2 separate regions of the Mus musculus genome follow, and region 1 is linked to region 2. Evidence: chromatin loops called from intact Hi-C (ENCODE). Cell type or tissue: left cerebral cortex. All regions are shown on one strand. Each heading gives the region's core, and the rest is flanking DNA. Links, peaks and the distances in the headings are about the cores only.

Region 1 (5,374 bases), core at 189-5,188, 240 kb after region 2:
GAGACACACTAGGCATGGCATGAGCTTCTAAGAAACTCAAAGCCTATCTCCAGTGACACAATTCCTCTAATAAGGCCACACCCCTATGAGCCTATGGAGGCCATTTTATTTTAAAGTGCCACAGATTATCAACAAGAAATGATGCAGTTTCTGAGAAGGAGTTGCTGTCAGCTTGTATGGTGCTATTGTATTGGGATCCTTGCCTCTTTTTCCATATGTTGTGGTTGGAGGCAGGAAGACCCACAGGGGAATAGTGAACTTATTGTTAACTTGGAATATTTCATAATATTTTCTTTTAATGTAAAAATAATGCTATACTTTTCAATATGGCAATAATCAGATATGTGGGTTCATCTCTTCTCTCATTGGAGGAATTTGGGTGTGGCACAAAAATCCTTGTACATGGCCTGGCTTTGCTCCTTCCAGCCCCAGGCTGGGGACTCTTGGCTGGATTGGTTCATGTTGAACTGGAAAGGACCTTGAGTGACCTTGGAATCAAATCTACGGGGCTTTGAGGGACTTTGTCAATTGAACTAAATGAAGTAGGTATGCACACTCATCTTTCTCTATTTCCACAAGACAGATATGATACAACCAAATACCTCAACTCCTGCCTTCATGACGTCTATGCCAGGAAAGACGGAGCCCTCAGACTGTGAGACAAGATAAACCTTCCCCTTCCTTAAGTTGTTTTTGCCAGGCGTTTTGTCATAGCAACAAAATGCAACTATCTATTGGCCACTGTGGAATTGCTATGAGCTGGTTGGCACAGACCTCATGGTGAGAGTTAAGTGTCAAGACCTGTACCCTGCAACCAAAAGTCTGCTCACCTGAAAAGCTTATCTTCCAGAGGAATTATCTTTTTTTCGGGGGAGGGTACTGTTAGTAAAATTTAAATATCATTTAAAAAATGAACATTGGTCAGGAAGTTCTACATAATGCTTGTTATTGCAGGAAGGGAGCCTTGGGTCTTCTGTTTCATGTTTTTCCTGTTGCTATGAGAAATCACCAGAAGCAAAGCAAACTCAAAGAAGGAAAGGTTCTTTTTGGCTAATCATTTCTTGGGGGAAGAAGATCCACCCTGGTGAGGAAGGGATGGAAGCTGGCCAACAGACAGCTTGTTATCTGCAATCAGGAGAGAGGACAGAGTGAGAGTAAGAGGGCAAGAGAGCAGAAAAGCTAGAGAAGAGAGAGATGGAGGGAGAAAGGGGGGGAAGGGGAAGGGAGAGAGTGAGGAGGAAGGGAGAGAGGGAGAAAAAGCAAGAGGCGGGGAGGGAGGGAGGGAGGGAGGGAGGGAGGGAGAGAGAGAGAGAGAGAGAGAGAGAGAGAGAGAGAGAGAGAGAGAGAGAGAGAGAGAGAGAGAGAGAGAGAGAGAGAGAGAGAGAGAGAGAGAGAGAGAGAGAGAGAGAGAGAGAGAGAATATATGCTCACTTTTCTTTTTTATTCAGGTCAGGATTCCAGCCCATGGAAGAGCTCACAGTTAGGTTAGGTCTTCCTACCTCAACTCAATGCAGAGACTCCCTCATTTAGACATTTCCAGAAGCTTGTGTCCATGATGCTTTTAGTTGATAATCTTTACTTTCCCACCACCTTTAAAGTTGTGGGTATAATGTCCAGCCCAGGAATTATTAAGAACGTTCAAGCTCAGACTGCACTTAACTAAATTACCCTTCATCCACTATGAGATTGTTGTCACGTTTTCCACTCTATAGACAGAAGCCTTTGCAATTCGTCTCATTTGTAACATCTCCATCCTTTAAAGTACTTGTCTCTTCACCCTGACATTCCAAACTGGTTCAGCGAGACACAAAGATGTCTCCGAAGGCGGTGGGACTATTAATGCTCAGGTTTAATGAAGTGACAAATCTGATTTCGACAACACTGGCTTACCGTGGGAAAAGTGCCAAACCTAGAATCAGTTTAATTCAATGAAAGCGATGCCTTGTGTAAACTCTACATATCAAATGGCCCCATGTGTGTGTGTGTGTGTGTTTGTGTGTGTGTGTGAATGCATACATGAAAATTATGCAAATATAATAGCACGAATGTAGGTCAGTTTGGAGTAGGCTTTTCATGCCTGCTGATTTTATTTTGCTATTCCTATCTCGAACTGTAGGTGCCAGCAGAGACTTGAGGAATTGCTTCTGCATGTCTCAAACCCCTTTCAAGATGTGTTAATGACTAGGAATGGCCTTGAGCCCAGGCAATCTTGAACTGACTTTACATTCCCAAGCCACAGTTGGCATCCCTTCACAGTTTTGCATTGTACTCTTGTGGTCAGAAGTGAGCACACATCTGTGGTCTGGGAACCTTACAGTGTCTTTTAAATAGGATTTTCCTTATTGGGTGACTGTCTCTGCTCTTTACTGGGGACCCACAGGTACCCCATATAGACTTCTGCTTTTGTTGCCAGTGCCCTGCCCCACCACATCTATTTGTCATACATTTAAGCTTCTTTTGGATCCCAGAGGTTTCTCCAAGATGAATGTATCAAACTTGGCCTAACTCTTGAGTCCTTTGCACCCAGACCCGTTCCCCCAGCCCCAGGGCACAGTATACTTGTATACCTGATACAGACAATCCTGCTGGGCTTCTGATTTGTCTTTAAGTTCTATAATGGATGACACACCACCTTTCTATCCACTAAATATCCCAATCTGTAAGTTAATGGTGCATAGACTTTCACTGTTCTTCCTCATGGAGTGCCATGAAACCACAAAAGAGGGTAAAAGGGAACAGGCTATGTCCTTGAAGACATTTGGGAAGGTATTAGTTAGGCCATTGACAAAATATGCGTGATAGTCATTGCTACAAATAGCCAGCTACACAATCCACATAATTTGCCTGCTTAATATTTTACCTCTATGTTCCAACTCTTCCTAATTTGGATCTATAATAGTCTCATAATCCTGGTCAGCACTATAGCCGTAGATTTCTCTAGACCACCTGTATTAGTTATTCTCTTCATTGTTATAACTAAATACCTGACAGAAAGTGATGTAAGAGGAAAGGTTTGTCTTGGTTCACAGTTCCAGAGTCCAGGTCATAGTATGGACTCATGGCGGTAGGAGCCGCAGACAGCAGCCCAATGCAGCTGGTCACAAGGAACCTACAGCCAGGAAGCAGAGAGAGATGCATGCTGGGGCTCAGCTCACTTCCTCCTTTTCAGCCTGGGACTCCACCCATAGGATGTCATCCGTCATCTTCATTCAGGGTGAATATTCCTTGCTCATTTCAATATTTCTAGAAACACCCAATAGCTATGCCCAGAGGCATGTTTCCATGGTGATTCTAAACTAGTAAAGTTGACAGTGAACATAAACCATCACGTTGTATTTGCTTCTGTTGGGAACCTGCAGGGAAAATTGCTGAATTTAAACTACTTTAAATTTTATTGGTGAGTGAATTCAGTTCACAAGTTGATGTGGTGATTAGTTTCCGTTCGTATTTTGTCTAACCTAAAACTATTACCTAAACCGCTGTTCCATCGCCACCAAAGTGGAGGCGAATGTTTCCTCTGTGGGAAATTTACTTCTTGATGAGCTTTAGACTGGAATGTAGATTTTTGGATCTCCATTTCTCAGTTGAGGAATCCGGGTAGATTCTTTTACTAGGGTAGGTTTCCTTTCTCAGGGGCACCATGAATGGTGAATCTTATCTGATAGCATGGGTGCAACAAGTACTTAATTCTATTTCGGGACACAAGGAAAAAGGCAGAAGAGTGCATATCTGACTGTCAATGTGAGGTCCCTGAACAGTGAGACAAAAGGGAAGGCGAGAGGAGGGGCAAGAAAAGAAGAGAAAAAAAGAGTGGAAGGTGGTATTCTGCTGTGTGTTCACACACAGAGAGATAGCACTTTCTTCAAGATGGGGGATGGACATGAGTCCATCCCCCATCTCCCACCTCCACTCCAACAACCCCCTACCTTCCCCCCAATCCCCCCATCTTGAAGAAAGTGCTGCAAACTTGCTTATCATCTGTTTGGTGAGAAAAGCAAGCTGCCAGTTGTGTGAGAGTCTCTTCAGGGAACATCAAGCTCTCTCTGGAGGTGTAGATGCTGGGGTGTGCTTGGATGGATGAATGTGAGGGAGTGGCCTGACAGCCTTGCTGTGAGGAACAAGGGCTGAGTGGCAGAGGAGACTGGGGTGATTGTGGTCTTGCATGCTTCAGAGATGACCCATTCTTAGCTCCCACCTTGCAAACACCCAATTTGCTCTTGTAATTTGAAGCACTTACAATGAAAACAACAACAAAAAATGAATCCAAGAGACCCATTAAATGCTTGATGTTCGTTTTCTGGCCCAAGAGATCTGAAATGGCTGTTCAAACACAGGCTGGTGGTATATCCAGCGTAGAGAGAGCACCTTTAAAAAACCAGATGACTCTTCACTGGTTGATGTGACAGTCCCTGACTTTCTAGGGTTTGGTATGGTATGAGTTTTATTGTCATTCCCCTTTAACAATGGCACATGGGACATGGAGTTATTGGTCATTTTACAGCTCATAATAATGATTACCAGTGTATATCAGTGGAAGTGTAATTGTTATCTCTAGGCCAGAGGCATGGAAAACTAATTAAGGCTTATGGTTAATGGTGGCTTCCATTTGATGTTTAAGATGTTACTAGGTGAACTTCCAGTCTCAATTTCTCTCTTTCCCTGCCACACCCACTCCAGTGAAAACTGAGTGACAGGCCCAAAATCTTGGACCAAGTTCTGAGGCAAAAAGTTTCATGGAGTCTCCTGGAGTCTCGGCATCCTGTAGCACGAATGCTCCAAACTTGTCCCTACATCAGTTGGTGAATGGATCTGTGTGCTTTCCTTCAATATTGTTTTATTATAAGTGCCTCCAAGGAACATATAGCTAAGTTAGATTAGCCTTCACCAACGTTCCAATATCCTAGGAAATCGTTGAACCAACCTTGGGCTTTGAATTTTGTAAGAATGCTACTCATTCAGACGAAAAGCCTCCAGTGTTGACAGAGAGATAGTAAAAGAAATCAGGCATTACTATCTACTACATAGAATTAGAAATTTCAGGGCAAGCTTAGCAAAGTAAGTTTAGAATTCTTATTATAGTTATGTATGGCAGACTGCATTACTTAATAGAAGAAAGTCCCCCACAAATTCACTTAGAATAACAGCTGAGTCACTCCCATGTGCAGGAATTTACAATGGCCTAGGAAGAAGGAAGGTTGTGGTTTAAGAAGGAACTAGAATAAATACTTAGAATAACAGCTGATTCACTCCCATACACAGGAATTTACAATGGCTTAGGAGGAAGGTGGATTATACATTAGAGTAGAATTGGAACTATGGCAAGGGCCCTGGCTTCTAAGAATAAACTGACCTTAGGTGGGGCTGCTTTTGAACC
Region 2 (5,374 bases), core at 142-5,141:
TGAGCACATTCGTCAGTCAAACGCAGTTAGTTTCGGTGTTCCCCCTCTGGTTGGGGAGGAAGAGATGGTGGTGTTCCGAAGACGAAGACGCAGCAGGGTGCTCAGAGAACACAGCAGCGCTCAGCCAAAGAGTGACAAGGGGTGAAGTGGGAAGCTTCTGTAAGACTTTTGAACTTGGAAGTAGCTTTGCTAGGCATGATGGGTAATGCTGACTGCCAACTTTGCTAGCCTTCTGTCTGAGCTCCGCCCCACAGTTACCTGGCAACAGCCAGGTGTGCCTGACTCACTATAAAAGGGGCTGCTAGCCGGGCGTGGTGGCCCACCCAGCACTCGGGAGGCAGAGGCAGGCGGATTTCTGAGTTCGAGGCCAGCCTGGTCTACAAAGTGAGTTCCAGGACAGCTAGGGCTACACAGAGAAACCCTGTCTCAAAAACAAAACAAAACAACAACAAACCAAAAAAGGGGGGGGGGCTGCTTGCCCCCTCCTCGCTCTTCCTCTCTTGCTCTTGCCTTCCTGCTCCCACTCCCTCCTCATTCCCTCCCCCCTCTCTCCACATGCTCATGGCCAGCCTCTGCTTCACCACTCTGTCTCTGTGTTGTTCTCTGCCTCTTGATTCCCCTCCCCATGCCCTGAATGAACTCTATTCTATACTATAACGTGTGGCTGGTTCCTCAGGGGGAAGGGATGCCTCAGCATGGGCCCACCGAGGCACCCCCTTCCCCCATACCTGACTACACCTCCATAGAACATATTCCCCCTTTCTTTATCTTTGTATAAACACATCAAACTTGACTGGGTTTAGTTAATCACATGGGAGACAGTCCCCTGAGAAACTCTGTGAGGGAGTTTCCAGACAGGTTTAACTGAGGAAGAAAGACTCACCCTGAAAGTGGCTGCCACCATCCTTGGACTGGGGTCCAGGACTGAATAAAAAGGAGCGATTGTACCAGGCACCCGCATGCTTCTCTCTCTGCTTCCTGGCTGTAGAGGCAATGTGACCTACTGCCTGGTGTTCTTGTCACTGTGGCAAGAGGGGCTCTCACCACTAAGCCTTCCCCCATGACAGGATGTACTCCCAAACGGAGAGCCAAAATAAACTGCTTTCCTAAGATTTTTTTTTTGGCCAGGGATTTTGTTGCAGCTTTTGTATCAGTGTGAGAAACCCTGCTAATTAAGGTTGAAGTCGGACATTACTGGAAAGGCCTGAGCTCCGTGCCAAATGGTAGGGCTTCTTCTCTGACCTTATCTGGGGAGCTCGAAACCCCTATACCCTCTACCTTCGGAATGTCACATAGCTTTGGTTAGATTACAGCTTCCTTTCTCCCTGTAAGAACCTGTTCAGCACGCAGCTGAGATTCCTGGAGCCCCTCCCCATGCTAATGAGGCATCTCAGTACCTTAGCCTTCAGCCAATGATGTTTGCCCACCCTGGATATTCCTACTCCCCATGCCCCCAAACCATATAACCCTTGATTCACCCCGAGTAAAGTTCATCTGTCTCCTTTCTCCTTTGGGATTCAGAATGACATCATTTCCGTCCGTTCTCTACAGGCAGTCGGGCAACCCTCTTCTGCGACTCAGCTCTCTTCATCCAGGGAGAAGGGAGACCCACAGTATTGGGAATGGGGGATTGAAGGGTGGGGGGGGAAGCAAAAGCCTTGTGAAGAAGGAGAGGGGGAAGCAAAAGCCTTGTGAAGAAGGAGAGGGGGAAACTGTCAGAATGGGTGGTCGTGGAGCCGCTGACCAAGGAGAGCGAGCAAAACTTCCGAGGAAGAGGAAGAGGAAGAGGAAGAAGAAGAAGAAGAAGAGGAGGAGGAGGAGGAGGAGGAGGAGGAGATGGTACATCTCATCTTTTGGTACATAACAGACTCTCCGGGGGACTTTTCCACAATACAGATGCCGCAGATAGCACTGATGCGTACCAACATTTGAAGACTTGTGTTTACGATCTAAGCATGAGGGAGCTTTGGCACTGAGGGCATGGGCAGGGGAGAGCAAGGTGGAAGAGTCAGGTAGCAGAGAGGATCTCAGAAGTCAGGTGGAGGTAGGCTTTGGGTAGACTAAAGAGTACTGACTGATAAGGGTGAGGGGCTGTGGGCTTTCCGGAAACAGAGACTAAGGACTCAAGAGTGAGCTGAAGACCGACATGTGTGCTGGGTCACGTTGTGGTGGCTCACAAGTCCCACGAGGGCTCCCACTCATAGCCACCCTGTGTGTGAATCTATAACAGTCTCCAAGAAGCTATCAAGGTCAAAAGCCTCAAAAAGAGAACCATGCATTCAGAAAGAGAAGACATGAAGCGTGGGATTCTATCTTGACGTTTTAAAACGGGAGTTGCCTAAATAGCATCGTCTCCCCTCCTAGATGGTCCGCAGCTGTCGATTCTTGGCAAGACTCCCGGTGAGAGAGATGCTGCAGCACCCTGGGAGGCAGAAACTCTTTGCAGAGCTTGTTCTCCGTCACGTTTGTCCTGCAATGTGGCTCAGCAGCCACTAGATGGCGATGAATCTCCAAACACCGCTAAGACTCTCCTCCAGGCGCCAAGTTTTTCAGAAAACTTTTCTTGGGAGATAAAAAATGAGAGGTATTTCCTCATAGCTGACCGGAGGCTGCTGAGAAAGTTCCCCTTTGCCTCTAAGTTGTTACGGTGGTGTGAAATCCTGGCCCGAGTCCAGTGTTTGCTTTGCTGTGATCTCTCTGGGGAATGAGCGATTGCACCTCCAGATTTAAGGCTACCCTGGGGCGAGTATAAAGAACCCCGGGAAAGGTGTGCTCCCTAGGAGCTGCCACTGCCCCACATCTTTGAATTTGTTCTTTTTTTGGATTATTTCCCACAGGAGAGCTGGTGGCAACGTGTGCGACACTAATTCACCTTTCCCCTTTGTTTATCTCCCAAGTGTATCATTTGGCCAAGTGCTTTAGAAATATCCAGCATTCTCAAGTGGGTGTTAACTGCTTTCTCTTATTGACTGATTGTGTGTTTGTGCGTGAGACTGTGCATTTGTATTAGGGTGGCCTGGTTAGCATTAACTGTGAACTTTAGACAGCGTAGAATCACCTGAAAAGGGAGTTATCAGGATTGGAGAAACGGGTTTTGTTCCCAGAACCCACAATGATCTTTAACTCCAGTTCCGAGGGATCTGACGCCCTCTTCTGGCCGCAGAGAGCACTGCATGCACACAGTGCTTAGAGGTCTGTAGACAAAATACCCCACATATAAAATAAAAATAAATAATTATGAAATAAAATCTTTCCCCCAAAAGGAGCCTCGACTGAGTAACTGCCTTTATCAGGTTAGACTGGGCATGACTGTGATGAATTGTCTTTATTGAGAATTGATATAGGAGTCCCCAGCCTTTTGTGGGTGATACCATTCCCTATGCAGGTAGTCCTGGGTTGTATTAGAAAGCTAGTTGAACATGAGCCTGTGAAAGAGAGAGGGAGGGAGGGAGGAGGAAGAGGAGAAGGAGGGAGGGAGGGAGGGAGGGAGAACGAGAAGCACTAGTGAGTCAGCAGGTAGAGTTTTTCCATGGTTCCTGCTTGAGTTACTGCTCGGGCTCCCCTCAGGGATGGACTCTGACATGAAAGAGTAATCCAAATTAACCCTTTCTTCCCCTAAACTGCTATTGGTCCAAGGGTCTTAGCACACTAACAGAGGATGCATGTGCACACATGTGTAAGTGCAGGTGGAGTCAGAGGAGAAGACAACCTCAGACGCTGTCCCTTAGGGGTCCATCCATCCATCCTTCCTTCCTTTCTTTTTGAGACAGGGTCCCTCACTGGGACCTGGGGTTCACCAATTCACCCAGGATGGCTGTCTGGCAAACCCAAAGGATCCATCTGTCTCTGCCTTTCCACAGTTGAGGTTAAAAGTGTGTACCACCACTCTCATTTTTAAAAGGCTGGTTCTGTGTATCAGACTCAGGTCTCCTTACCTGTAGGGCAAGTACAACTGAGTCATCTCTGGGGCCCCTATCCCCCCCCCCTTATTTAAATCAAGAAATACTTGTCCAAAGTCACTGCATCTGGGCTCTAATTCAACAGCTTGGGTTCTGAGTCATCGTGTTAAAGACAAGGACGGTGTCAGCATATTCTCCAGCCTTGAGGAAGGATCTCTGTGAGGAGCTGAATGTCTCTCGTGCCAATGCTCAGGACGCTGGAGGATGAGGTATTTGCGGGGACTGGCTGTTTGGGGGCACACTGCAGAGCGGTGTGTGGGGGAACTTGAATGCAATGATTTCCCCTTATCTCCACCTGTATTTGTAACTGGGTTGCTAAGCAGCAGAGGGATTCTGACTTTTAAACGATAGACAATGGCTTTCTTGGAGGGCGGTCCATCAAATGACCTTCAGAACTGGAAGTAAATGCAGATCTGGTCTGGAAACAGTTGCTGGCCTGCTGGGTCTCTAGGTAACACTTTGGTATCTGCCAGACACGGGTCCCATCTGACATACGAGTGCCTCGAGGTCAGGCATGGGGCCTCTGTCCCCACTATGAACTTCCAACAAGGAGTCACCAGGATGAAGGAGCAGGGACTGCTTTGGAGAAGGAAGGTGGCAGATAGGAAGCCATGTTCCTTCCTTTTCTCTTTGTGTGTCTTTGGAATGTTTACAAAATTTGAGGCTTGTCTTATGGTTACCATTACTGTGATGACAAACACATAACCAAAACAACATGGGAAGGAGAGGGTTTATTCTGCTGACATTTCTAGATAGCAGCTCATCACTGAAGGAAGCCAGGACAGGAACTCAAGCAGGGCAGGAACCTGGAGGCAGGAGCTGATGCAGAGGCCATGGAGGGATGCTGCTTACTGCCTTGCTCTTGATAGCTTGCTGCTCAGCTTCCTTCCCTCCCTCCCTCCTTTCTTTCCTTCCTTCCTTCCTTCCTCCCTCCCTCCCCCTCCTTCCCTCCCTCCCTCCCTTCTTCCTTCCTTCCTTCCTTTCCTTCTTTCTTTCTTTCTTTCTTTCTTTCTTTCTTTCTTCCTTCCTTCCTTCCTTCCTTCCTTCCTTCCTTCCTTTCTCTCTCTCTCTCTCTCTCTCTCTCTCTCTCTCTCTCTCTCTCTCTTTCTTTCTTTCTTTCTTTCTTTCTTTCAACTTTTTACCGATGCTTTCTTTCTTTCAACTTTTTTTTTAACCGATTCTTTGTGAATTTCCCATCTTCACTCCAATCCCTCTCTTCTCTCAGTCCCTTCACCTCTGCCCCGGCAACCCCTCCTCTCAAAGAAAATTTAAAACACCCCAAAACCACACCCTGGAAGCTGCAGTGGGTCCCACCGTATACCGTTTTGTACAAACATCTTCATTTGCATATGTTCACTGTAATGAGTCATTAGTGTGGTTCTGAGCCTCTGGCTTCTGCTAACTATCAATACTGG

Evidence for each region. Peaks named below come from ENCODE experiments on the same cell type or tissue, not always from the same donor. Only the 100,000 strongest peaks of a DNase experiment are listed, where the experiment ranks them.
Region 1: it touches region 2 in a loop (4-fold over the local background); 3 of 42 quality-filtered maps call a loop at or near these places.

What each region holds. Positions count from the first base shown.
Region 1 is chr10:66,571,806-66,577,179 of GRCm38, reverse strand. No RefSeq gene overlaps it. Among named protein-coding and RNA genes, the nearest start is that of Gm40677, 62 kb to the right of the region's middle. In left cerebral cortex, for the core only: a CTCF peak has its summit at 2,133; DNase peaks (open chromatin) are centred at 1,850 and 2,131.
Region 2 is chr10:66,811,790-66,817,163 of GRCm38, reverse strand. Gm40678 (a long non-coding RNA gene) reads left to right here. Exons shown (of 3, transcript XR_871772.1): 2 at 4,045-4,168. Among named protein-coding and RNA genes, the nearest start is that of Gm40678, 15 kb to the left of the region's middle. In left cerebral cortex, for the core only: CTCF peaks have their summits at 2,501 (motif pointing right) and 3,171 (motif pointing left); DNase peaks (open chromatin) are centred at 2,423 and 4,100; H3K27ac peaks cover 276 bases.